Linked DNA regions of Homo sapiens: region 2 is linked to region 1. A link is a contact called in ENCODE Hi-C data. All regions are on one chromosome and are shown on one strand. Each heading gives the region's core, a stretch centred on a gene start or an enhancer-like site at or near the end of the contact. The rest is flanking DNA. Distances are from core to core; before and after follow the strand shown. Region 1 overlaps CDK6 (cyclin dependent kinase 6). Region 2 overlaps ASB4 (ankyrin repeat and SOCS box containing 4).

Region 1 (6,895 bases), core at 2,462-4,961:
ATTCATTCTCAGAAAAGCAAGACCTGGCTGTACTGGAAGGTATAAGTTGGGAAATAGTGTCGTGTATGCACAATCACCGTTGGATTATATGAATCACACAGTCTTTATGACTCCTTTTCCATTCAATTCAATACCATACAGAGATAAAGCCACACCTTTGGACAAATACAGCCGGGGTGTGAGCCGCCAAAAGATGGAGCCTTACTAAGGAGTATCCACGAAGTAAATAAACTCCGAAGGAAAGACTTGGAAGGTCATCCAACATACTCATAAATTCCAGCTATTGCCAAAGATGAAAGGGAAGTGAGAGCCATGAGGAACAATAGGAAGGAGTGCCCCTGCCCCCTCTTAACTGCCTGTTTACAGGAGGGGAGGAGCAGCAGTGCTGCCCAGATGGCAGAGCCAAAGTTAGAATGAAGCTTCTTCCTCACCCTAAGACCTCTTTAGGAAATCCTGTTTGTGACGGTGGCTTCACTGTGAAGTCATCAGGAGCCCCCTCCCCGGGTTGCAGGAGCACACTTCTGGATTGAACCATGGTTTCTAATGCTGCTTGGAAATCTTATTATCATGTGCACTCAGCAAGATAGAAACTGCATATCAGGTGAAGCTTGGGTCAGACTTTATTTTGCAAGCATTTACTTATCTTTCTTGTACGATGGAAATGCTGGCAACACAATAGCTTAAAAACAAGATAAGCCTCATCTTTTTTCCTGTGTGGGTATGTTAGGGAATGATGGTTTTGATGGCCTTTAAAAAGCAGGAAAGGGCAAAGCCCTGTGATGCCATTTCTTTGGCATTTCATTACTTCATTAAGAGAATTATCCTAAAAGCCTGGGAGCTGTAATACGGCTTAAAAACTGATGAGAGCTGAGTGAAAACACCATAGACTCCAAACCAAATTAACCAGAAGGTTCATCCCAAAGAGACCCGCTTTTATATTCGCACCTGGGGTGTGTACTTTTCCTTCTGCCACTCAAGAGCTTTTGCGTGTGGGGGTGAACAATTTGCTTTCCATGCCAAACCCGATGAAATGGGATTTGTCTTCCCTCTCAGACAGGTGGCCAAGCTGTAACAGAGAGGGCTCTGCCTGGCTGCTTGCCTCTTTGGACATGCAGCACTGTCAGTGCAGCGCCAGGCCCCATATCTGACCCTGTGGCCTCACAATCTGGAGGCCCACATTGGCAGCCTGGGGTGGTGACAGCTTCGGTCAGTTGTTGTGGAGTTCCACTGGCAGACAAAGAAGAGTAGGCGAGTGTGCTGATCCAGGTTCCTTCTGTATGATAGAAGAAACCTCTAAGGTCCTGGTAATGTGTGAACCAGTGGAATACCTGCTCCAATAATTAAAGTATGAGCTTTCCTTCCTCTTTTTCAGGGTGGACCAGGCCTTGGGAAAGGAATTTTGGCCTTCCCAGACTGTACACATTACTTAATGTGTCCTTCTACACTTATTACATGCATCAGGAGCAGATTTCACAAGCCTTCTTCCTATGAGACTAGGTTAGTCACTAGGGTTAATTATTCAGTAGTTAAAGGAAATATTGTGATGGAGGGAAAAATAGATTTCCAGAAGCCAGGGAGTAGAGGGCCTCAGAACATCAAATTGCTCCATGAAGAGAGTACACAGCCATTTTTATTTCAGTCTTTGAACATGAGATAGTAATCGTGATTTGAATTCTCTAAACCTCAAAAATATTCCCTTCTTAGCTGTAAATAGCCACTTGTCCCAACCCCATATATCCATGGGGAGCTTCTGTTCTCCCAGAGAAAATGCAGTTAATTATAGCAAAGAAAGGGACCCTAGGTCTCCCCTTCCTGCCTTAAGAGTAATCTCCAGTATCTCTACTCATGAGATAATAAAATGTATCATTTTCAGAAATTTGAAGAAGGTAGGTCAGGACTCACCAGTGCTGTTTCAAAAGCCTTTTGGTTGTGAGTGCCACATCTGACCACTGCACAGATAGCACTGAGAAAGAAAATTGGACCCAGTTCTCTGCTTTTGCCTTCCATTCTCCCTGTAAGGGTCCACGTGAACAGCAAGTTTGGCCTGGTTTCCTTAGGTCCCTCTGGGCCCATTTCTTTTCTTTCATCATCTTTCCTAAAGCTGATATGACAATTCCATGGGGAAGAAACAAATAGTACACTTGGATGAACTTTGCGAAACACAAAGACCTTTCCTCTTATCCCTGATTCTAAAGGGATTTTTCTGTATTTAATAAGTAAATAAATGAGAACAGTTTTAGACTGAATAGTAAGTGTCCCATTTATATCATATTTGTGATGTTTTGAACAGGGTGAAGGAAACCATTCGTGATAAAGCACATGGATTAAAAATCGTGGTTGACTTGTTTAACAGAACCCAAGTCATAAAGCTCCCTTGAAGAGTACTCAAAAATTCTAGCTACAACCAAAGATGAAAAGAAAGTGAATAGACCTCAGCAGGCCTGCCTCCTCTGTTTCATCCTTTAGGTTAAATGTCACCTCCTTAAAGAGGCTTTTTCTATTATTCTCCACCAGCATATCTTATTTTCTTCATAACACTTACCACTTATTTAATGATTTTCTTTCTCCCTAAACTGTAAGCCTCACAAGGGCAGGGACCACGTCAGTCTTATTTCTGTGTTCCCTACACTCAGCATAGTGATAAGCACATCACAGACTCCAAATGTGCTGAATGAGTGAATGAGCTGCTGAAGCGTGCTATAATGGCAAACCTGTTCCAAGTTCTTCATGGACTTACAGACTCCTCTGGATCACCTCTTTCTTTTCTTAGAACCAACTGAAGAATACTACTTGGTCTCAACATCAGGCTTACCAGTGTTATTCCCATTAGTTCATTTGTATTTTTTAAAACCCGGGATTTGGCCGGGCGTGGTGGCTCAAGCCTGTAATCCCAACACTTTGGGAGGCCAAGGCAAGCAGATCACTTGAGTCCAGGAGTTCGAGACCATCCTGGGCAACATGGCCAAACCCTGTCTCTACAAAAAATTAGTCAGGTGTGGTGGTACATGCCTATAGTCCCAGCTACCTTGGAGGCTGAAGTGGGAGGATCACCTGAGCTCAGGAGGTCAAGGCTGCATTGAGCTGTGATCACACAACTGTATTCCAGCTTTGGTGACAGAGGTAGACCCTGTCTCAAAAAAAAAAAAAAAAATTCTTTTTTCAGCCTGAGTCTCAAGTCCACTAGCAGTTCCGTAGTCATAGCCAAACGATGCGATGTAGTGAAGTGGTCATGAGAGCCAGCTTTGGAGCATCTAGTTGTCTCTATCACTTCTTAGCTCAATGATGATGAGTTATCATTAACCATCCCTCAACCTCAGTTTCCTCAATTGTAAAATGAGGATATTAATATATATCCCCCACATAGCATTGATCTGAGGTTAAACAGTATGTATAAAGCACTTCACTTTTGTCTTTTTGCATTGTACATGTTCAGTGAAACTTAGCCACTGAACTTCCTGTTCATAATGTTAAATTACCTTGGTGTATCACTTTTCTAGAACAGGATAAAGGATGGCTTCTTCTCAGAGGTAACAGAAGACATTAGAAGAATTCAGAATCAAAAAAGTCCAAGGACCTGGAGTACTGGGATTCTAGACAGAACCTCAAGCGTGGGGTACACAGCATGAACTGAGGTCACAGTGGGCTGGGCGGCATGGCCAAATGACTCAATAGTGAAGTGATGACTAATCATTGTAGTGCTCCTTATATCTCTCCCCCTATATCCCACCACAGTCACCACAAAGGCCAGAGCTGGTCCTAGAGTCTGGCAAAAGGCTGAGCATGAAAGTGAGTTTAAGGAAACCCATCTAATAAGATTAAAGAAACTATGCAGGGCTCTGGGGTCAAGGCGTGGGGTCAGCTGACTCCTCCACAAGGAGGAGTTGGGGGCTCCTACTTGGTCTTCCCTTGTTTTCCATAGTTCCTCACAGAATCCAGAGGGCAGTCCCCAAGGCTCTCAGAGTCTTACTCTGAGCCACAGGAAGAAGTACCTTACGCCAGCTCACAGGGGAACTCCAAACAGTCAGCAGGAAGAAACTCAGTCACTCAGATGAAAATGATGGTGTCTCACCATTCTTCTATGCAGTTTTCTAAGGGGCAAGACAGAGACATTTGGCTGTGAGACATTAATTAATCGAACAGAATGTACTTTAACTGTTACCTTTCTTATCTAAGGCTGTGTGGCCGGCTCACTGGTTTTAGTCAAGTAAAGAGCAATGACTTATGCATTTAATGATCTCACTAGACATAATTTCCTTTCATATTGGTTTGTAAGACAGGTGCTATCCTCTCCCATCTCAGGTGGAGCTCAGAAGGCCCATTTGTTCTAATATTCCTGAACCATGTAGGATCAGCAATCTGGACTGTTTTTTAAAAATCTTATAAAAATCTGTATAATGTATGCATCTTATGTAAGATTATTTTTTAAATAGTATGTATTATGTTCTTTCATTTAACAAAAATATACATGGTTGTTGTAGAGCTTTTAAAATACGAGTAAAGAGTATAAGTCTATAGTATCTTGTTATACCAGAAAGTAAGAAAATGCTCAAAAAATATGGGAACATACCAGAAAGGCACAGAATTTAGCTTGAAGGAGCCACTGGACAAATATAAAACAATTTGGGCATCAAAATACATAATTATAGTAAAGGATTATAACCTCCTGAATAAAATTAAAATCCATGAGTCCATGCTGATATAAATAAAGTGGGAGAAAAGAGAGCTTTGTCTTACAGTAGACTGACAATCAATAATAACAGAGTGAATGATGGAGTTAGAAAATCATCAATGGATGATGCTAAAACTACTGAGTGGAAATTTCATCAAGAGATTTACGTAGTGTCAAAATGGCTCTTTACAAGATACTTACTTTAAAAATAAAAATAGGAAAAGAAAGAGGAAAGAAAAATAAACCATAAACCAGTGACCAAGAGATGACCATTACTAATGGTTTAATAGTTATCTTTCAACTGTTTTTCCTATGCATTATAACATTTTAATTTTCTTGTAAAATTAGATCATGCTTTTTTGTAATCTGCTTTTCTTATATAAAAATATATCTGGATCTTATTTATTTGTATTTAAATATTCCCTGGTACATAGTAGGCATGTAGTAAATATTGGTTGAGTGAATGAAATTTGCAAGACTTTAAGGAAAGCTGTGATGCACATTGGTGTAAGTAAAGTTTTTTTCATTCTCATGATTATTCCTTTAGGACTAACTCCCGGAAGTGGAATAGTGATACAAAGCATATTCAAAACCCTGAGCCCTTTGATACGTGGAGCCAAATTGCCCTCCAGAAAGATTTTTCTACTTTATTTTCCCTCCAGGGGTGTATTAAATGAATGTCATTCAATACATTTTTAAGGAGGAAGATTGGGATTAAATGTGTGTGAAATACCCAGAGTAGACCCAGAAGTCGTCAGTCAGAAAGTAATAGTCATCCAAATTCTTTTCCCTGTATCTGTAGGTTAGATTCTGTCAGGACCAAAAGCTGGGATTAGTAAGAGTTGTCAAAGCCTTCAGTCATAGAAAATGGAGTTTTTGTTGATACGGGAAGCTCCAAGTTGGGATAGACTCTTATTTTCATTAAGCCAGTCATATACCGTATAATGTGCTATACCATCCTTCTTTTGTATCTATTGAAAAATCCTATCAGCTGCACTGGACCTGAAGTCTACTATGTCAAAGTAAATGATAAAGAGAAAAACCTGGTTCCTGTTTATGATAGGCTAGCATTGAACATCACTGTTATCAACACAGAACCTCCATGAGGGCCCCCTTCCATTTGCACTTTGATGCTGGCTACTTAGCACACTTAACACCAGCTGTTTCCAGTGCCGTTGCCAAAGGTGGGCAGAGCAAGGTGCAGGATACATATACGTTCCATGGGCAGCTGAGCGGCGTGCTCTCTTGTGCTAGCCAGTGCCTGTGGCAACCCTTCCCTCCTGACTTCAGCCTCCCCACTAGTTGCAGCCAGGTGGTGTATTATCTCCTGATCTATATATACATTAAACATATTATTAAGGAGAACCCAGAAGAAGATATTTAGAGAGATAGATACCCTTGGATTCAAAAGATGAGCAATCAGAAAAATTATACCATAATTTGAATTTGCTTATATTTTCCTTTTTGGCTTTCACTGGCTAGCATGTTCTCAAGTGATGACAGTTGGGCTGATTGAGAGCCGTTAGTCAAATCCAGTAACAGTATTAATCTGTGGTTGGAAATGACTGTTAAAGTAAGTGCCAGGCTATTCAGTTGTGGTTTTTATTCCAGCTTCCAATGGTGCCAGGCTTCCAGCAGGAGGAATAGAGGCTGTGGTAAAGGAAACCGTTGGCAAATGAAAGAAACCAGAAACTGTCACTACCCATAACAACGAAACAACAAAAAAATTTACAGAAAAGGAAGGGGAGACAAAGGAAATTGTTTAAAGTGGTTGAAGCCTGTACAGTCTGATGTGATCATTAGGCGTGAGGGTGCCGCAGCATGGTGGTGCCTAAGACACTGACTCCAATTTTCCAGTGAGAACAGGAAGGCTTTAAGCACCAAAGCCATGCTGTCCAGTAATACTGCTGAGCAAGAAAGCTTTTCTTGAAGGAAGAGAATAGCGTTTAATTGAGACTATTTTTGTCAGTCTCCTAACATGCTCCTCAGACCACTAATATGCAAAAGAACCTAAGGATCTGGTCACCAAGTTACGTCAAAAGAGTTTACCCCATAGTCCTTTTTACTGCCTTTTGCAGAACAAACGTTTAATAATGTCGCTATTGTTCATTGGTTATCAAGAAATAACTCATTGTAACTCAGAAGTGCTTAGCAAAGAATCTATCTCATATGTACTTTCTTTATTTCAAGAACTTTAAGGAGGCAGGTTTTCTACGTGTGTTCACC
Region 2 (6,977 bases), core at 2,242-4,741, 2.9 Mb before region 1:
CTCTTCTCTTTGTGCCAGTTAGGACCTCCAGGACAGGGCTGAAGAGACTGTGACGAGAGCAGAAAAGTTGTTTCATTCGTGATTCTAAAGAGATGCTTCTACAATTTCACCACTAAATAGACTATCAACTTGAAAGCACTGCTTAAGGTTGTGTTTCCTGAAGTGTGGTATGATTTTTCGTGGAACATGCTTTACGGGACTGGAGTAACTGCTGACTGACTAGGTGTGAGATAGGGACTGCAAACTCATTTCAAGTTCACTCACTCAGAGCAGAATGATTGGAGGCAAGTCTTCTGGAAAAAGCAGTGACCAGAAGACACGGCCTTTTAGAGTCATTTTCTGCCATCTGAGAACAGAGGGTCTCTGAGCAGATGGAGGTCAAGAATTTAATTGCCTTTTATTTGCTGTTACTGTTACCCTCAGTGTATGTCAAGGGATTTTGGGTTTCAATTTTTTATAGTAATATCAAGTTTCCTTTAAAATTGAATTTCATAAGTAATATCAATTTGATGACAACATTAAATTCATATTGCACAGGTGGTACTCACAATACAGCAGATGTGGCAAAAATCCTCAGGGTGGTTTGCAAATGTCTAACATGGTCAGATTTATGCTATTACAATGTATAACGCAGAAGATGAAAAGATGGAACGCGGTGAGGTGGTAAGAGCAGCGTCTGTCCAGCAGGCATATCTATTTCGGATTAAAATGAAGGCCAGTGACATCTTGCCTTACCATGTTCCACTTCATTGACCAGGGAATTTCCTAACATGTGGTTGACTTGTGTCACTGTCAGATAAAGTAGCAGGGAACAGTCTTTTAAAAGGCATGGTCCCCTTTACATTGCCCCCATGTCACTTTCTGCTAAGGAACATTTGAATTTTTATGGCTTTCCTGCAGTAACAAATTTTCCTCCTACTGTCAGGATTTGCTTCATGCAGAGTAAAGCGGGCAGCTTTCATTTTCCTCTTACGAATGGAATAGGTAGAAATAATATGCTGCTTAGCAGCCACCTAAACCTGCCCCGACTCTCTTTATTCATAGGGAAATGCAGGATTCAAGGAGAGGAGGTTTTTCAGCAGGGTAAATAAGCCTTCTCAACTGATGAACATTATTTTACTAATACCAAAGGCAACAAAGGCCAGGAGATGGGGGCATTAAGTAGAAAGGCAAACAGAAAAATAACAGACAAAATCCAGCATGGGGACAAAGCAGGCTCTGCAACACTGAAAAAATAGGGGAAAATCCTTTAAGAGAAAATTGGGTGCAATTTTTTGCCTCAATTAGCCTTTTCCACAAAGAGCACTTTTCCACAAAGAGCCCATTAAATAGCAAATGAAATTACATCGGTTTTCAGTTGCCATGGCATTGGTTCTTCCTCTAACGGACTTCTGTGGTCCTGAGCTTAATGTTAGCCTGACGTATTTTCCTCGTCTATATGTTGTCTCAATTCCCTCTGTCCAGCTACAAAGTGATGTATTTGAGTTCTCCCCCAGAGTATCTGTGACATAATCTAAGAGAGAGAAAATTTAGCCTTTGGCTATACCTCTAGAGACTGAGAGGGTAAAACTGATGAAGAGCAGCATTTCATTAACCATGAACCACACAGTTTTCATTTATTAGGTGGCAGTGGGTCCCCATCCATGCACTCAGGGCTTCTGGAGCCATTCCCAGATCTGTCAGTAATCTCAGTAACTATTTATTGAGCACTTTCTATGTGCCAAGCGCTGTCCAAGAAGCTGAGGCATAAAAATGCAAAGGAAAGAAAACAAGATGCTCACAGTCTTTTAGTTTCCAGGTTAGAAGACCTACCTGCAAAACACTTACTTTCTCCTCATGCATAAGATGGGTTGAAATTTTACCCAGTGATCTGATTCACAGGTTTGTTTTCTTATTTATATATCTGCCAGCTGCCACACTTTAAAAAAAATTATTCTAGCAGCAAGGATCTAAAATAACAGATTTGCCTTTTTGAAATTGCTTAGCTACAGTTAAACATTAGCTATAATATCAAGTTTCACTCTGATATTTTAAATATTATTTTGATATGCATAGTCACATATAATTTTCAGAAAAATACATCTATACAGTCCATACTGTCCCATAAGCTGCTTTTTACAACCTTCCCATGTGAATGGACATTCCTTTAAACATCATTTTAAATATCTGCATGGTATGGCGGTAACAACATGAAATTTTCTATTAGATATGTAAGCATTTTTCAGTTTTTCAGTAATATAAATGACTCTCTGAGGGCAAATAGGAATCAAGCAATTTTTTGAGACTCTAAATACATTTAAAAATTAAAAGTGCCTATCTATATATTTTCAATTGTGGTACATTTTAAATGTTTTTCTTAACCAATCAAAACTTCTAAGATGAAAATATAAGGTAAAATAAGTAAAATATACTCTAACTGCATTATTCTGAAAACTCTTACAGAATTAGGAGAAAGTCTCTAATTTCTAGTGTACTGCAGGTCATGTGACCAAGCACAATTCTAAGTTACATGATCAGTGTCTTTCTTTTTCTTTCTCCCCAGTTATCTCTTTGACTTTAGGTATAACCTAGTTCAGAGATAACATCTAAAGTCTGAATTTGAGGCCCTAAGTAAATGACAGCCCTGGGTAAAATGGTCTCCTGCCTAGAATTGGTCCCTAATCCTAGAGGCGAATTTTCTAAGTTACAAGAAAGTTTTAAGCTTTTGATATGTGTTATCAATTTGCCCCCCCCCCGCAGGCTGGTACCTATTTACATTCTATTAAGCGTGTGTAAGAGCACTTCCCTATGTGTTTGTCATATATGTATTATCTTTTGTATGCTTATTAACGTAACAAACAACAACAAAATAGCTAATTGTCATTTTAATTGACATGTTACTGATTACCAATGAAGGCTATCATTATGTCATATATTTATTTGCTGTTTATATGATTTTTCTTTTTTTTCCCTTAAATATTCCTGTTCTTGGTCGTTTTGTTCTTTTTCTTTTTTTACCTCTTTCTCTCTCTTTTTTTTTTAGTTGTTAGCCTCATTACTTTAATTGAAAAACTTCTGCGTATAGTAAGCCCTTTGTCATATAGTCTCAAATATTTTCCCCAGTTTTATGATTGCCTTTTAATTTTATGGTGTTTGCCCTTCTGAAGTTGAACATTTTTGCTTTCTCTAATTTATCTCTATTTTCTTTGTGAATTCGGCCTTTGATGACATGGCTTGAAAGAGTAAGTGGATCTTTAATGGACTTCTATTCTCTCTCCTTGATTCTTATAAGCCTAATTCATTAGTGTCAGCCTACAAGCATTGCCCAAGCTTCCCCCTACCTCTTTCTTCCTTCTCATCTCTAGGTAGTCTCCCTCTGTTGACAAGAACAAAAGAGATGGGGAATAACTGTACCGGCTGGGAAAGGTGACACCTCTAGGGAGTGAAAGGTTGGCCACTCTGTCAGTTTGTGGTTGATGAAGTCACATGAAAAGGCCACAATGTAAAAAGTTAACAAAGTTTCAGTTACACCGGATGATGAATAAGTTCTGAAGATCTAATGTATAGCAGGATGACTATAGTTAGTAACACTGCATTGTTTACTGGAAATTTGTTGAAAGTAGATCTTAAGTGTTCTTATTTATGATTAAGATGAAAAGATGGAATGCGGTGAGGTGGTAAGAGCAGCGTCTGTCCAGCAGGCCTATCTATTTCGGATTAAAATGAAGGCCAGTGACATCTTGCCTTACCATGTTCCACTTCATTGACCAGGGAATTTCCTAACATGTGGTTGACTTGTGTCACTGTCAGATAAAGTAGCAGGGAACAGTCTTTTAAAAGGCATGGCCCCCTTTACATTGCCCCCATGCTACATTCTGCTAAGAAACATTTGAATTTTTATGGCTTTCCTGCAGTAACAAATTTTCCTCCTACTGTCAGGATTTGCTTCATGCAGAGTAAAGTGGGCAGCTTTCATTTTCATTTCATTATTACGAAAAGTGAGACAAAAAATGTTTTAATTAGAAAGTTAATGATTAAATTAATATATAATTTCTAAAATTCCTTAAACTCTTAAAAATAAAAAGCTTGCATGTTTAAACTAATTAAATTTAAAAATCAATAAAGATAAAAACTAAATCTAAACATAAATGAATGAGTAAATGTGAAGAGTGGTGATGGCTACACATAGAAAATGTGAGTAAGCTCCAAATTATGCCTAACCTTGTCCCTGTAGCTTCCTTCCTAAGTGGGAGGCTGCAAAAGCGAAGAAGAGCACAATTGCTGGAGGGAGGTCACAGGTCACTATTATCTACAGTTGGAGATCAGAGGAAAACCTTGTGTGCCAAAGTAAGTGATTCATAGAAATAACAGTTGAAGATGTATGAGACAGGATAACTGAAAGGTTCCAGTCTTTCAGAAGTTGAGATGAGATGAAATCCAGAGAATATGGGATACAGCCTCATTTTTAACAAGTGAACCAAAGAAGAAGGAGAATATGCTGGGCTGAATTTTTTCTTCCCCTTCATTTCCGCAGGTTGAAAAGATCATGGCTTTTTTTTTTTTTTTTTTTTTTTTTTTTGAGACAGATCTTGCTCTGTCACACAGGCTGGTGTGCAGTGGTCCAATAATAGCTCACAGCAGCCAGCCTCAAACTCGTGAGCTCAAGCAATTCTCCTGCCTCAGCCTTTCGAGTAGCTAGGAATACAGATGCACCACCATGCCTGGTTAATTTATTTTTCCTTTAGTAAAGATGTGGTCTCACTATGTTGCCCAGTCTGATCTCAAACTCCTGGCCTCAAAAGGTCCTCCTGCCTCAGCCTCCCCAAAGTTCTGGGATTACAAGCATAAGCCACGGCTCCTAGCCACATGGCATCTTTTATAAGTCCAGTAATCCTACTACATTTCTCTAGTAAGTTTCTTCTCCCATTTTTTTTCTCCCGAACCTCCCATTCCTTCTCCATTCTTATGAAAATGTCTATGCTTTCTGCTCTCCTCTCATTTTTTGGCTGGTGACTTTGACACATTGTTGAGGGGAAAAACCATCCGAACTCCCTCATCGTAGCACCATCAAATCTATAAATATTCTGGCATTTAAAACCATCTTTTACTTTGTCCCGCTTCTTAAAAATGAGGATGCTCCCAGCTACTTGGGAGGCTGAGGCAGGAGAATGGCGTGAACCCGGGAGGCAGAGCTTGCAGTGAGCCGAGATCGCACCACTGCACTCCAGCCCAGGCGACAAAGCGAGACTCCGTCTCAAAAAAAAAAAAAAAAAAAAAAAAAAGAGGATGTATCCCGTAGTCTCTGGATTTAATCTCATCTCAACTTCTGAAGGACTTTCAGTTATCCTGTCTCGTGCATCTTCAGCTGTTTTCTTTCTATGAATCATTTCCTTTAGCACACAAGCTTTTTCTTTGATCTCCAACTGTAGGTAAGTCTTGCCTGTGACCTCCCTCCAGCCCCCTCCAGCAATCATGCTCTTCTTATGTTCACTTCTGCAGCCTCACTTCTTTTTACCAATTGTTTACCTGTGGCATCTCTGGTTTCTTACCACCCATTTGCACTTTATACCATTCAAATCTGGCTTTTAACACTGTTTCACCAAAACTATTTTTGTCAGTGATAACTCTGTCACCTAATCTAATGAACATCTAATTAACCCTGGGTAGCTATCACTATAGCTGGCCACTCTCTGCTTCTGGAACCTACTACCTCTTTCTTTGTCCTTGTGTTGCCAAAATACTCTTGGTTTTCTCCAATTTTACTTATCAGTATATCTTACTCTCCTTTACTGGTTTCTCCTCATCCTTCTAACATTGAAATGTTAGAATTCATTGGGGCTTTTTCATAGATTCACTTTTCTCTATATATACTCTTTATCCAGGCGATTCCATTGATTTCCTTGACTTCAAATACAATCTATAGGCCAACAATTCTGAAATTATACCTTTAGTCCAGGGCTCTGTTCTGAAATCTATACTTTTATATAAAGTGCATCCTTGACATTTTCACTGAAGTTTCAAAGAGATATGAAAACTCTCATACTTAAAACTGATCTAGGAGGACTCACTCTATCTGATTTCAAGACTTGATACAAACCTGTGGCAATCAAGTCAGTGGAGCATTAGGGAAAAAAATAAAAAGATATATAGGTCAATGGAATAGGCTGGAGTCCAGAAATAAACCCATACATATATTGCCAATTGATTTTTGACAAAAATACTAAGGCAGTTTGATGGTGAAAGAATATTCTTTTCAACAAATGGTGTTGAAACAACTGGGCATCCATATAAAAAAAGACGAACCTAACCCATAACTTATACCATATAAAAAAATTAACTCAAAATGAATCCTACACCTAAAAGTAAAATCTGAAATGACAAAACCTCTAGAAATAAACATATGAAACAAATTTTTTGCTAGGAGGAAAAAAATTGGTAAATTGAATTTATCAGAACTAAATACTTCTTCTCTTTGAAAGATACTGTTAGGAAAATGAAAAGAAAAGCCACAGAATGAAGAGAAATACGTGCAAACTATGTATCTGATAAATGACTAGTATTCGGAATATATATCAAGAACTCTCTCAAATCAATAAGAATACAGGCAACCCATTTCTTTAAAGGAGTAAAAGTTACAGACATTTCACCAAAGTAAATAATATACAGATGGCAAATCAATACATGAAAACATGTTCAACATCCTTAGTCATCAGAGAAATTCAAATTAAAACAATGAGATACCATTACAAACATATTTAGAATGGCTAACATTCTAATGATCTACCCCCCAGTAGAGGGACATTTAGAATGTTAGCCAATATGTTAGCTATTCTAATATGTTTGTAATGATTGCAAACTGATGTTGCCCACGCTGAACTCAAACTCCTAGACCCAAGCAGTTCTCCCACCTTGGCCTCCCAAAATACTGATATTATAGGTGTGAGCCACCGTGCCCAGCCTAATTTTTTTTATCTCACATTATCAAGTTCTGCCAAGCA

What was found. A loop is a pair of places that touch in the nucleus more often than their neighbours do. Pooled maps may share reads with other maps.
Region 2: a loop to region 1 is called in a pooled map, with 8 times the contacts of the local background. The contact joins two enhancer-like sites. A Hi-C loop is called at or near these places in 3 of 37 single-sample maps with no recorded cell type and 5 of 50 pooled maps.

The regions. Positions count from the first base shown.
Region 1 is chr7:92,639,152-92,646,046 of GRCh38, reverse strand. All of the region lies in intron 5 of CDK6 (cyclin dependent kinase 6), which reads left to right. LOC112268009 (a long non-coding RNA gene) reads left to right here. Exons shown (of 2, transcript XR_002956577.2): 1 at 1-3,786; 2 at 3,920-6,895. Among named protein-coding and RNA genes, the nearest start is that of FAM133B, 52 kb to the right of the region's middle. RefSeq lists an enhancer at 3,907-3,956. Within about 2 kb of position 3,711, at least 9 of the 41 ENCODE cell types and tissues checked have a DNase peak (open chromatin) inside an H3K27ac peak, as active enhancers do.
Region 2 is chr7:95,498,150-95,505,126 of GRCh38, reverse strand. All of the region lies in intron 2 of ASB4 (ankyrin repeat and SOCS box containing 4), which reads right to left. Among named protein-coding and RNA genes, the nearest start is that of ASB4, 16 kb to the right of the region's middle. RefSeq lists an enhancer at 3,728-3,777 and a silencer at 4,076-4,370. Within about 2 kb of position 3,491, at least 2 of the 41 ENCODE cell types and tissues checked have a DNase peak (open chromatin) inside an H3K27ac peak, as active enhancers do.